Linked DNA regions of Homo sapiens: regions 1 and 2 are each linked to region 3. Evidence: chromatin contacts called from ENCODE Hi-C or POLR2A ChIA-PET data. All regions are on one chromosome and are shown on one strand. The core of a region is the stretch at or near the end of the contact, and the rest is flanking DNA. Distances in the headings are between cores, read along the strand shown. Region 1 holds the start of SLC50A1 (solute carrier family 50 member 1). Region 2 holds the start of RIT1 (Ras like without CAAX 1). Region 3 holds the start of ASH1L (ASH1 like histone lysine methyltransferase).

Evidence for each region. Hi-C counts contacts between places; a loop is a spot of excess contacts on that map. ChIA-PET counts read pairs that join two places held with the same protein, here RNA polymerase II (POLR2A). Pooled maps may share reads with other maps.
Region 1: a pooled map shows a loop between it and region 3 (6-fold over the local background). The contact joins the promoter of SLC50A1 here to the promoter of ASH1L in region 3. A Hi-C loop is called at or near these places in 8 of 50 pooled maps.
Region 2: a pooled map shows a loop between it and region 3 (7-fold over the local background). The contact joins the promoter of RIT1 here to the promoter of ASH1L in region 3. A Hi-C loop is called at or near these places in 7 of 50 pooled maps. POLR2A ChIA-PET finds 5 or more read pairs at or near these places in 2 of 52 experiments (Caco-2 and WTC11).

What each region holds. Positions count from the first base shown.
Region 1 is chr1:155,134,317-155,138,378 of GRCh38, reverse strand. SLC50A1 (solute carrier family 50 member 1) reads right to left here and starts at 2,527. Exons shown (of 6, transcript NM_018845.4): 1 at 2,388-2,527; 2 at 2,003-2,080; 3 at 1,428-1,551; 4 at 657-818; 5 at 281-400; 6 at 1-199. The coding sequence starts at 2,467. The coding sequence ends at 98. It overlaps EFNA1 (ephrin A1), which reads right to left. Exons shown (of 5, transcript NM_004428.3): 5 at 3,480-4,062. RefSeq lists a silencer at 2,487-2,726 and an enhancer at 2,997-3,086.
Region 2 is chr1:155,908,980-155,913,129 of GRCh38, reverse strand. RIT1 (Ras like without CAAX 1) reads left to right here and starts at 1,781. Exons shown (of 6, transcript NM_006912.6): 1 at 1,781-1,887; 2 at 2,326-2,474; 3 at 2,624-2,680. The coding sequence starts at 2,369. It overlaps KHDC4 (KH domain containing 4, pre-mRNA splicing factor), which reads left to right. Exons shown (of 14, transcript NM_014949.4): 14 at 1-85.
Region 3 is chr1:155,560,105-155,564,524 of GRCh38, reverse strand. It overlaps ASH1L (ASH1 like histone lysine methyltransferase), which reads left to right and starts at 1,722. Exons shown (of 28, transcript NM_018489.3): 1 at 1,722-2,372. It overlaps ASH1L-AS1 (ASH1L antisense RNA 1), which reads right to left and starts at 2,483. Exons shown (of 2, transcript NR_147964.1): 1 at 2,239-2,483; 2 at 581-1,275. It also overlaps a transcript of MSTO1 not described here. RefSeq lists silencers at 213-507, 1,592-1,731, 1,782-1,931, 3,653-3,947 and an enhancer at 1,136-1,703.

The sequences.
Region 1 (4,062 bases), core at 1,278-3,777, 430 kb after region 3:
ACTGCACCTGGGAAGCTGGACAGCAGGCCCAGCTGAAACAAGGAGGTCTCTTTGGTTCAGGTTGGCACTAAGGTGCCCAGTGGTCAGATGAGCAGCCTCAGGTTTGCAGGAGCCAGTAGTTCCTGTCTTGCTCCTGGGGGTACTTCCAGAAAAGCCAGAAGCGGATAAAGCTGGTGACGATTCCTGGAAAGTTGGACACCTGAAATCACAAGAACTGCTATGAGGAGAGGAGCCAGTTTTCCATCTTGCACCCCTGTCACCCCATCCCAGTTGTGCTTACCATGATATAGGGATCTCTGAGTCGAAACCCATAGAGGCACCAGGAGGCAGAGGTGAGAAGGGTAGCAATGGTGAGTGGGTAGGAGAGACATTGGGTTGATTTAGTTTGAATCACCTTAGCCTGTGGGAAAGAATGGAAGACTCTCTTGGCCCAAGCACATCGTAAAGCTTCACTTGCCTAAGAATTTCCTCAAGAAAAAGGTCAGACACCCTCCCTGATCTGTCACCCAACCTTTCCTGCCTCCCACTCGCCCACTTCTACTGCCTTGTCTTCTTCCAGGGTTTGGATCTCCCCTTCCTCGGGACTGTAAGCCATAGTATTTGGCTATGAGAGCCTGACTCTTATCTCTCCTACCTCCTTGGACACCCCCACTCACCAAGTCAGCCAGTGGTGAGAGGTACATGCTGATGGTGAAGACACTGCAGAAGAGGCCCAACTGCTGAAGCCGGGCCTCAGGGTTGGGTACCAGGAGCCAAAAGTAGCCATAACCCAGGAGAAGGACCCCTAGCAGGGTTGCAGTCTGTAGGAGCACAACACGCTGCAGGGGAGAGAGTACCCTTACTTCCAGATGTGCACTCTGACTTCCCTGCTAGAGTTAATTCATCCTGCCTTCTCCAGTGCTCCAATGGGGAAGCCAAGCTGTCTAGGCCTCCAGCACTGCACTGTCACAGCTTCTTTCCCACCACCAACTTGATAGGAAAGTCTTATCCACCCACAACACTGGAGACTTCTGGGGGAGATAAATATGTGTTTTTTTCTGTGTGCTTGGCACACACAGTAGGAGCTTCATAAATGCTTGTGTGATTTAGCAGGGACGCAGAGCTAATCATCTCATTCTCACCCACAGGCCCTGGCTCTGAAAGAAATATCAGAGACAAAAGCCCTTTCCCCTTAGCTTGTTGGCTGAAGCCCAGGGCAGGCAGCATAGGCATCTCAGGCTAGGCAGAGCTACCAGCCTTGCCTAAATGGGGGCAATGTGTTCATCTCAGAAGGCTGGCTTCATAGAGGAAGGGGACCTGCAAGGCTGGAGAGGCCTTCCTGGAAAAGGTGGCAGTGCCAGCTGTTACAGTCTTCTAGGAAATAGTGTTTGCCCTGCCAGCAAGGCAGGGCGTGCAGCAGATAGGTGGGTCCAAGGGAGGGCCTCTACCTTCCGAGGGCAGTAATGCAGATATGCCAAGATATACAGGGTCTGAAGCGCAGCACCCACTGTGTTGACGACGATGAGGATCCCGTCTCCCTTCAAAGCCCCATAACTCAGCCAGCCCAGGTTGCTGCAGGGTGGAGGGGATGGACATGGCTCAAAGGGTTCAGTGTGAGAGGAGGACCCAAAGGGTCTTTCACTCTTTTTTTTTTTTTGAGACGTAGTCTCGCTCTGTCGCCCAGGCTGGAGTGCGGTGGCACGATCTCGGCTCACTGCAAGCTCCGCCTCCTGGGTTCACGCCATTCTCCTGCCTCAGCCTCCCGAGTAGCTGGGACTACAGGCGCCCGGCACCACGCCCGGCTAATTTTTTGTATTTTTAGTAGAGACGGGGTTTCACCGTGTTAGCCAGGATGGTCTGGATCTCCTGACCTCGTGATCCGCCCGTCTCGGCCTCCCAAAGTGCAGGGATTACAGGCGTGAGCCACCGCGCCCGGCCAAACCTCTTTCACTCTTGCTCCTCCTGCCCCGCCCCCACCTCCCTCTGGTAGCCTTTCCCACTACCGCAGCCGTCGGCCCCTCACTTGACTTCCGTGGTGAGAAAGGGCAGGAACTGGACGTTGTCCACACTCCGGGTCATTCGCATGTGCCTGAGGTCCGAGCTGTAATGGGGCCCCGAAGGGAGGGGTGGGGGTGGGAAGGGAGAAGCAGAGTGCTAGAGGGGGATGCCCAATGCCTGTCATCCTTTCCGGACCACCGCAGACCCCGCCCCCTCTCCCCCCCGCCAGCTATCCTGCCTTCTCCTTCAGGCCTAGTGACCAGCCTCGCCCTTGTACCCCGGTCCCCTCGACCCGATCCCACTTTGATCCCGGTTCCGGACGAGCCAGGTGCTGTGGCCACGTCTCTGTCCCCTCTCTCTCCTTTCCTGACTGCCTAGTCCTCCCCAACCCAGCCCGGCCGCACTCTCACAGGCCGGCGGAGAACATGCCAAGGGTGAAGACCACGCATGCTCCGTAAATGAGCGAGTCCAGAAAGCCGCCCGCCTCCATTACGACTAGAGTCGGATCCCGCGCCCAGCGCCCGCCGCGAGCCTGCGGTTGCCGGGACCTACTGCAGCCCAGACCTGCGGCTCTGGAGCCCCGCCCCGCGCACTCGGCTCCGCCCCCGCACGCTCGGGCCGTCCCTCCGGAAACTGCGCCGAAGCCCCACCCTCCCTCCGACGCCGAACCGGAACTCGCGCCCCTCTCCTCCGAGCGCCTTCCCAGTACCCTGGTCCAGACCTCTTCCATGTCCCGGTCAGTCCCCTTCCTAGGGCTCCGCGGGTGTGTCCCCGATACCTGCCGCTGCTCACACTCTGCCTACCCCTTGGATCATCTAGACGCCCCCAGTCTCAACGCTCGTGTTCCCACAGGCCTGTGCGCCTTCGGCGGTGGACCTCCAAACAAAAGCTTGCTAGTTTAACAAGACTTCAGCACGCTTTCCATCCAGAGCTCCACATCAGAACCTCAGTTGCCCAGGGTTTGGGAAGTTTTTTTCTGGAGTGTGCTGCCGAAGCTTTTTCTCAAAATAACACATTACCAGGAATCACCAAGCCTTCCTCTTTTGCCCTCCCTCTCGGGTCAACTTTACATGACGTGGCCAATCCACTGACGCCTCTATCACTGACCCCCGGTCCAACCCACTTGTTACTGGGAACTTTCCCTCCCAGCCTCCCACACGTCTCTGCTAGTGTGGCTGTGGGGCGGGGCCGCATGCCTCAGCTGGCGTTCCCAGCTTCCCTGACTCACCGAAACAGCGTGAGTACCTGAATGGTAGTATGCCAAAGCCCTGCGGTGACGGAGTGGGAGTGGGGTAGAGGTCGGATAGGAAGAACTTCCAGAGTGGAGTGCAGCTCAGAACCCGAGAGACAGCTGTCAGGAGCACTCCGGTCCTGGACAGCCCTCAGAGGAGGAAACATCCCACCCTTTTGGCCTCGTGAGGGGCACACATTCTTTGGAGAGAAAGAAATTCAAACCCAGTTGCTACTGTTGTAGCACAGAGAGCCTCGCACTTAGCAGGGACTCAATGGTCATATGTTTTAATATGGAGTGGCAGAAAAGCATGTCCGAAAAAACACATTGCTTTATTTTGAGACAAAGAACATTGTATAAAAAAACTCCAGTTGTAGAAATCAGGACAGACACACAGCAACTTATATACAGATACTATACACGTGGGCCCTGCCCTTTAGGCTACACTCTAGGCAGAATGTACACATGGGCACTGCCCTTACAGCTACACTCTAAGAACAGGTTGGCACAGCCCCCCTGCTGGCACAGCTCTGGGGAGTGCTGCCCCAGGATGGGAGAGAATGCAGTACCTGGCTACAAACTTCTCTGTGGCAGCTCCACAGATGAGGTCTTGCTGGGAGATGCTGGGTCAGCCCAAGCATGCTGCCTCTCCTGTACCTGGCTTCCAAGCAAGAAACTGTTTCTTGCTTTTCCTTCAGTCAGTTCATCTGGGCATCCTGGCTCTCTCCTGGAGGGGGCATCTTTGACAAGCTTTGCCCATCCACGTGGCCCCTTCCAGCTCAGCTCCCACTGTGCCTTAAGGGACCATGCCTGCACAGCTTGTTTCTTTGGCTTAAAGGCAGGAATGGTGGGAA
Region 2 (4,150 bases), core at 532-3,031, 350 kb before region 3:
GCTTTGTATAAACTTATCCTCTGGTTTCCTATATGTTGTAAATATTTAGACCATAATTTCATTATAAATAAATCTATAAATATTCTGCTTGTGGTTTCTCTGTTTTCTTCCACAACCCATCCATACACTGAAATTCATAAACTTTTTTACTCATAGCACAATGCAACTATAACATTACCAGAAAAATACATATACAGACCCCAAGGTTTGCATATAGTTCCCAGAGTTATGTAACTGCAAAATGTACCCTTAAAGTTCAAATGAAAAGGTTAAGGATTATTATGCTGGATATTTTCCATTTTCATATTTTAGCCCTCCTTTATTTAACAGCGTATTAAAAGGACTTCATGAATGAAGCGGGTTTTAAAGGAAATATGTTATTCTTGGAAAGACATTTTATTTTTTTTTGAGATGGAGTCTCGCTCTGTCACCCAGGCTGGAGTGGAATGGTGCAATCCTGGCTCACCGCAACCTCCTGGGTTCAAGTGGTTCTCCAGCCTCAGCCTCCTGAGTAGCTGGGATTATAGGCACCTACCACCATGCCCAACTAATTTTTATATTTTTAGTAGAGACAGGGAGTCACCATTTTGGCCAGGCTGGTCTTGAACTCCTGATCCTCAAGTGATCAGCCCACTTCAGCCTCCCAAAGTCCTGGGATTACAGGCGTGAGCCAGCACTCCTGGCCAGAAAGACTTAAATTTTGAGACGGAGTTTTGCTCTGTTGCCAGGCTGGAGTGCAGTGGCACCCTCTCAGCCAGCTAACTGCAACCTCCACCTCCCAGGTTCAAGTGATTCTCCTGCCTCAGCCTCCCGAGTAGCTGGGACTTATAGGCGCATGCCACCACACCCAGCTAATTCTTTTGTATTTTTAGTAGAGACGGTTTTACATGTTGGCCAGGATGGTCTCTTATTTCTTGACCTCATGACTCACCTGCCTCGGCCTCCCAGAGTGCTGGGATTACAGGTGTGAGCCACCGCGCCCGCCCGGCCCAGAAAGACATTTAAAAAGAACAGTGGTAGGCAGAGCTGCATGAGAACAATTTTCGTGTCAGTTTCTTCTAGCACCTGTGCTACGTAAATAGAGGGGAATATGGTTATAGTGGCTGCGCTTCAGTTCTGTATTTAACTCAAGGCCTCTGTTAACTCAGAGCTCTCTTTCCTGCCAGAGTGTGGTACATTTATTTAAAACAAGTTTTTGTGTGTCTTATACGTGTTTAAAATACATACAGAACTCTGATTAGGGAGTGTTGTGAACATCTGGTTTCTGAGAATGAATTTAGGTTTCAATAGCAAAAGTCATTGTGGCCGCTCCTTTAGGAAAGTCATTTTTCTCCTATGAGTAGTCATCCCCGGTAGACTTGACTGAAATCCTGTGTTTTAGGAGGATTTGGGGGGTGCCCCTGTCCTCCCTTCCTCTCATTACATTGGGTCAAATTAGTTTTGGGTTTTTTTTTTTCCCACAAGCAGCAAACAACCCTCGGTAAGTTGTTAATTTAAGTGTCCCTGCATGTCTCTTATCACGTACTCCCTTCCCTTTTGTGTAAATAATTTACTTTCTACTCGTGATTAAATACCCTTGTCTGTGAGTGCATACACCCTAGGTTGGGTAGGTGACCAGAGGACCTTCAGCGGTGGGTCCCGGAACTGGGTTTTAGGGACCTGGGAGGGGCGGGAAGAGGGCGGGGCAGGCTGTGGGCGTCACTGAGTGGCCCCGCCCCTCCTTCCGCGACTCGGGCGCCGGTGGCGCCATCTTACTCGGTTGCGGGAGGGGTCACAGGTCAGTGCCGGAGCCTCCGCGAGTGAAGGAAGACGAAGTGCGTGACCCGACCGGCTGTGGTGTTCCAGTCCCCACTGACCAGTAGGAGCAGCAGGGCGTCGGCTTGTGAGGTAGAGGGGTGGGGAGTCTGGCGGCGGAGCAGCAGCTGGGGGTGGGGAGGGGGTTCGGAGGAGAATGGGGAGGGGGCGGAACCTCTGGGTACCGCAGACGTGAGAGAACCCCTGCGGCCTAAGGGGCCGCATCCCTTTCTTCCCAAAACTTTCTCCTTGTCCCTACTGTGCCGAGACGTAAATTTATTTGTATCTTTTTATTTTTCTCTTTGGAAAAAGTAAAACCTGTGATGTGTCATGTGACTGAACTGTCTAGGAGGGAGGGTGAAGATGGGGGGGTTTCTTAGGGCCACCCGAAAGGGTGCAGTGGTGAGCAAGAGGGACAGGCCAGAGTAAGAGGGACAGGCCAGAATATGTATGGAAAGGTAAGGCACTGGCTTGAGGGCTGTCGCCGTGGTGTCTCCATCCTGGATTAAGCATTTCCTCCTCCTTTTCTAGGTGGCTTTTCCTCGGGGCAACCGAGGAAGGCCCCAAGAGGACAATGGATTCTGGAACTCGCCCAGTTGGTAGCTGCTGTAGCAGCCCCGCTGGGCTCTCACGGGAGTACAAACTAGTGATGCTGGGTGCTGGTGGTGTAGGGAAGAGTGGTAGGTAACATTTTCCATTTGACAGGAAGCATGGATGAAAAGTACTTAAATGACCAGATGGGATACTTGCTATCTTGCAATGTTAATACTTAAAATTCTCTCTGTGGGTCACCTTTGTGAGGATTTGACTTTTATTTCTTCTTTTGAAGCCATGACCATGCAGTTCATCAGCCACCGATTCCCAGAAGATCATGATCCCACCATTGGTAAGCCAGATCATCACTTATGTTTCCAAATATACCCCATAAAAATATCTTAATGAATATCAGTAGTTTCTAACTATTTATATTTTGAGGCTTTTTTGGAGTCTAATTCAGATTTATTTAGAAACAAGGGTATCAGCAGTTGGTAAGCAACTGAATATTTCTTTTTTTTTCAGACTTTATGTCATAAGCCATCTTTAGTCTTTGTCTCTTACTGAACATTAATGGGACAACTCTCTTTGTTGTATTTTTTTATGGTTGTATACAGGCCACTTAACGAAGCCTTTTCTTGCTGTCACTTCTCTAAGGGTATGACTTGAGACTCGCTCTGTAACTGTGAGTCAGCTGGTTTGAACTTCCACAAAAGGAAGCAGAGAAACAAGTAGAGCCAGGCTGCTGAACTCTTACAACCCAGACATGCCAAGCCTGGACATCTTGCACTTGGAGCTCTTGGTTTACTTCCTTATACCTTAAGTTCATTACGTAGTAATGTCTTCTCCCATGTCTGTCTGTTGTTTTTTTTTTTTTTTTGAGATGGAGTCTCGCACTGTCTCCCAGGCTGGAGGGCAATGGTGCGATCTCCGGTCACTGTAACCTCCGCCTCCCGGGTTCAAGCAATTCTCCTGCCTCAGCCTCCTGAGTAGCTGGGATTACAGGCATCTGCCACCACACCCGGCTAATTTTTGTATTTTTAGTAGAGATGGGATTTCACTATGTTGGCCAGGCTGGTCTCAAACTCCTGACCTCAAGTAATCCATCCACCTCAGCCTCGAAAAGTACTGGGATTACAGGCGTGAGCCACTGTGCCTAGCCCTCCGATGTCTTTTATGGTCCTTAACTCTTGTTGCAGAACGCTAATAGAGTAAAAAAGTCATTTTGTTTGCTTTGACTTTTTTATTTTTTAATTGCTAATCTCTACAAAGACTAAGAACATTACTGTCATTCCTAAACCATAAGGAAGCAGGTTTGATTCTAAGGGTTTATATCCTAATATGAAAGAAAAATGGATGTGGGAATGGGAGAGGGCACAGAAAGTCAGCTGTACTGTTATTTTCTTTTTTTGTTTTTTTTTTTGGAGACGGTGTCTCACCCTGTTGCCCGGGCTGGAGTGCGGTGGCACAATCTCGGCTCACTACAAGCTCCACCTCCCAGGTTCATGCCATTCTCCTGCCTCAGCCTCCCGAGTATCTGGGACTACAGGCGCCCGCCACCAAGCCCGGCTAATTTTTTTTTGTATTTTTAGTAGAGATGGGATTTCACCGTGTTAGCCAGGATGGTCTCAATCTCCTGACCTCGTGATCTGCCCACCTCGGACTCCCAAAGTGCTGGGATTACAGGCGTGACCACTGCGCCGGGCCTTATTATTTTCAGTATGTGACACTCTTTGCCATGATCCTAGTTCTCTAGGAAGGATTTCCATTGGGTCAGGCCTCTGCTGCTCTGTTTCCCGCAAAGCCAATAATGTTTTGTGGT
Region 3 (4,420 bases), core at 473-2,972:
CAAGGGCTTTTTATTTTTATTTTTTTCCCTCAGATGGAGTTTCGCTCTTGTTGCCCAGGCTGGAGTGCAATGGCACCATCTCGGCTCACTGCAATCTCCGCCTCCCAGGTTCAAGCGATTCTCCTGCCTCAGTCTCCTGAGTAGCTGGGATTACAGGCGTCCACCACCACGCCTGGCTAATTTTTGTATTTTTAGTAGAGACGGGATTTTGCCATGTTGGCCAGGCTGGTCTCGAACTCCTGACCTCAGGTCATCCGCCCACCTTGGCCTCCCAAAGCGCTGGGATTACAAGCGTTAGCCACCGCGCCCGGCCTTGCATGGGCTTTTGAACAGTCATTTCTGAATTACTTCCTGGATCCCCAGGAGTCCACAAATGTGAAGGAAAGGGAAACCCAAGTAGATCCTTCCGGTAATTTATTCTGCTTTACCCTTTAGGTAAAGGTAAAAACTACTAGATCAAGTAAACTTTGGAATTATTTGTGGACTTTAATCGTCCGTATTTCTGCTGCATTCAATTATCAAATATCAGTCAAGTGTTTTGAGAAACAAATATTCAGTAGCCACAGAAACCTAACAGGCCTATGTTTGCTTTGTTTTATTAACTCCTTGGAGGGACAGAACACTACCAATTACACCCACAAACGTTATCGACATCAACAGAACTGTAAATGACAACACGGCAATATTCTGCACTTTCCCTATGCCTAGGAGCTAATTCCACTTTACATATATTATCTTATTATTTCACACATTAACCCTGGAGGCATGTTTGGAGTTGCCTAATTTTTATGTACACTTTTTGATAAGGAACTAACAAAAATAACTTGCTGAAGGAAGAAAAGGGAGACTAAGTCCAGAACTGAATGAAAAGCACATGGTTTCTTCATCCTCCATCACCAGGCTGTCTAACGAGGCTGAAGAAGTACCATCCATGAGTAAGTGCGTCAAGGGCAAACAAACATCATCGCATATGGACAGTGGTGTGAAATTCGAGAAATCCGAGGAGGGTTAACAACAACAAAAAGCACACCACCACGCCGATCTTCCTCGGGTCCCAGGTTGGCAACTCAACGCCCGGGAGGAATCCCCCCGGAGGCGCGCCGGTCCTACTGGCCTCACTCCCTACCTCCTGGAGGTCCGGAGTCCCGCTCCTTTCCCTCAGCGGTACAATACCCGTGTCGGTCCATTCCCTCACCGTGAGTCGAGGACTAGTTCTCCTGACTAGGCGACCGGCACACACCGCCTGCGACCAGCTCCACAGCAGCGGTCCTGCTACTGCGAAGTAGGCTCAGGTCAACCGGCAGGAAACGACTCAACGCGCAGCCGCCGCGGCCTCCAACCACCGGTGGGCAGAGGGGCGCTAGGCAGTCCTCGATCCGCTCGCCGCGATCCGGCGGAGGAGGAGGAGCAGAGGGAGGCGAGCCGCAGCGCTGCGGCGAGGAGCCCAGGGAGGTAGGTTGTCGTGGGGCTCGGTCCGCCATTCTGGCAATTCCAGTCAAACGGCAAGCCCCGACCCGCTCGGCCCGTCCCTTCCTCTCCTGCCCCTGCAGCCGACAGGAATGGAACAGTCCCGCGGGGGGGATTGTGGGAGGCGCACGCGCGAGGGGTGGAGGGTGGTAGGGGGGGCTGGCGGCGGCGGCGGCGGCCGTGGCGGCGGTTGGTGGCCGTGGGGGCGGGGAAGGGGGGGGAGGAGAGAAGAGGAGGTGGAGGAGGAGGAGGAGGAGGCTTGGGCTTGCGCCGTTGAAGGTACGCGTGAGGGCCTGCGCCGGCGCCGGCTTGACAGGGCCTGAGGGGTAGTGAGGGACTGGACGAGGGGGTTCCTGTGGGTGAGCGCGTACGGGCTGGCTGGCGCGCGGGGCGGCCGAAGGTGGTGGTTGGTGGGAGCAGCCAGCGACGAGCCCGTAGACACTCGTACGCGTGCGGGCGGGCGTGCGCGCTACGCGGACGGAGTCGGGCGGAGCGGGGGACGGTGGGAAAGAACGCAAGGAGGAAGGAGTGGAAGGTTGAGGGGGGCGCTAGGCGCCCTTCGCTCCCTCCCTCTGGAGGAGCTGCCGCCGCCACCGCCGCCACTCTGCTGCTGCCGCCGCCGCCGCCGCCGCTCCCGCCGCCATTTTGGGTTCGCTTTGCGGAGGGGAGACGATCCCAGTCTCGGTTGCGGGACCCGCCTCCCCTCAGTTTGCCCCCTTTAGCCTTCCACCTTTCCCTTCTCCTCTCTCGCATTTCCGCCAGTCAGCTTACCCGCTGGCCGCCTCCTGACAAGCGGGAGGGATCCGCCGTGGACCCAGGGAAGCGGAGGAGCCTGGCGGCCACCCCCTCTTCCCCACTTCCCTGCACTCTCATCGCTCTCGGCCTCGGCCTCGGCCTCCGACACGGTGAGTAGAACGATTTGGGCCGGCATTCGGGCCTAAGCACTCTCTCAGCGATTGAATCCTGGGCTTTCTGGGAGCCACTGTCATCTCCCGGACCTGGATCTCTGAGAGAGCAGTGGTGAAGATGGGGGAGGGGAGAGCAGGGAGGGGGATCCTGAGCCTACCGGGAAGTCCCTCCAGGCGGGGTGAAGGGGTGTCCCTGACAGGCAGACTCCCGGAGGGGGCTGGGAAGTAAGCGAGTGGAGGCGGAGTCGGCTGTGCCCCTGACAGGTTAGTTTGTGTTTGTAGGCATGATCGGAGCCTCCCCCATAGTCCAGTTTGTGTGTGTTTAATTAAGGGATAAGAGTGGTCGAGGACACGATCTTGAGAGGGGATTTTACCTGTGTGACAAGGTCTGTGGTGTCCCTGCCGCGTTGAACGGTATGTGGGAACGACAGGATGATCTCAGTGTTGTAAGTTTAATAAATGTCACTGGTTAGTTTGTACATGGAAAGAGATGTTTTTGGTCTAGCAGACAGATGGTCTGTTGGTGTGTAGCGGCTGTGTTGGTGTGTGTATGTGAGGATGGCAAGTGTTTCCGTAAGAGTTTGCCTTTATTTGTGTAAGTGTAATGGAGTTCCCCTTATAAGTTAGCTTATTTCTTGAATAAATGTTGGGAGGTTCCTTGCAGGTTGATATGTGTGTGTATTTTAGGGATTGGGAGCCCCTAGTTACTTGTTGGGAAAGAGCGGCAATGGTAGTGTTCTGTACAGCATGTGTCTGTGAGGTCAGGGAGGGGAGAAACTTGGCATAGCCAGTTGTGGTCTTAAGAATAGTTTGTGCCTTTGGTTAGAGTGAGTTGTGTAAATGTGAAGGGCCAAAATATCTTTAACAGAATCATTACTACAAAGTTGTAAAGAATGGGTGGCCTTATTTGTTGTCGCGGGTTTATAGTAATAGTTTACAATACAATAAGAAAGCTCTTTCAGTTTTTTTGTGATACTGAATCTCTGTGAAAATGGTAGGATGCTTTCTTCCATTTTACAAAATAGGAAATTTAGGCATAAGGAGAGAACTTCTCCAAGGCCGCATGTTAAATTGGTGACAAAGTTGGAACTGTAACTCCCATATTTTCACTACTACTGCAGCAGTATATTCAGCATACCATGGTGCCTCAGGAAGTCTTTGTCGGCAAATCTGAGTATGCTGGAAAGATAGGAGCACATAAGACTGGTTGGCTTGTATTTGGGGGAGACCGATTGTGTCAGATATGTATGTGGAACGTAGCTGTCCTTGCCGAGTCTGACCTGTATGAAATGCATATCCATGACTATATTATTTTGGATTTATGGAGGAAGCAGAGCATTTCTGACACTTGAGGTTGTATGTGTGAGGGAGAGAAGGCTTTCACAGCTTAACTTGTACCAGAGCAGCTGCATGGGTGCTGACAGCTTAACTTGAAATCTGTGGGAGGAAGGATCCTTTTTCATTCATTCAACAAATATTTGTTGACTGCCTGTTCAATAAATGGTCCATGCCTTGGCGTGAGGATAATCAAGGTGTCTCTGTAAATAGCCTGGGTACAACGTGAGGGGAGTTGTTTTGACAGTGGTGGGTATTAAGTTGAGGGAGGCGGTGTGGAATTAAAACCAGAGAACTGTTTTTGGGTTCTGGTAATTGTTAATACATGTGCCTGTGGATGTTGGAACTTCTTGGCTGGGCTGAAGGAATCCTTTGAAAGACTCATTTCATATAGTAAGAATCCCCTCTATGAATATGAAGAAAGAATGCATAAACTAAGCCACTTAACCGTATTCTTCTGAAAAATGGGATGTTTCTTGATAGGCTAGATGAGTGGTTCTTAAAATTTTTTGGGGTCACTTATCCTTTTGAGAATCTGATGAAAGACACTGGGCCCTCAAGTTAGAAGATGAGCATAAGCACAATCACATGATTTATATATATGATTTTAGGAACTTAAAATGTAATAAAATAGAGCCAATTTATATTTAGGTCTCATTTGAAAACCTTTCATTTTCATTGTTCGGGTGTGTGGATGTTAGTATGAGTTT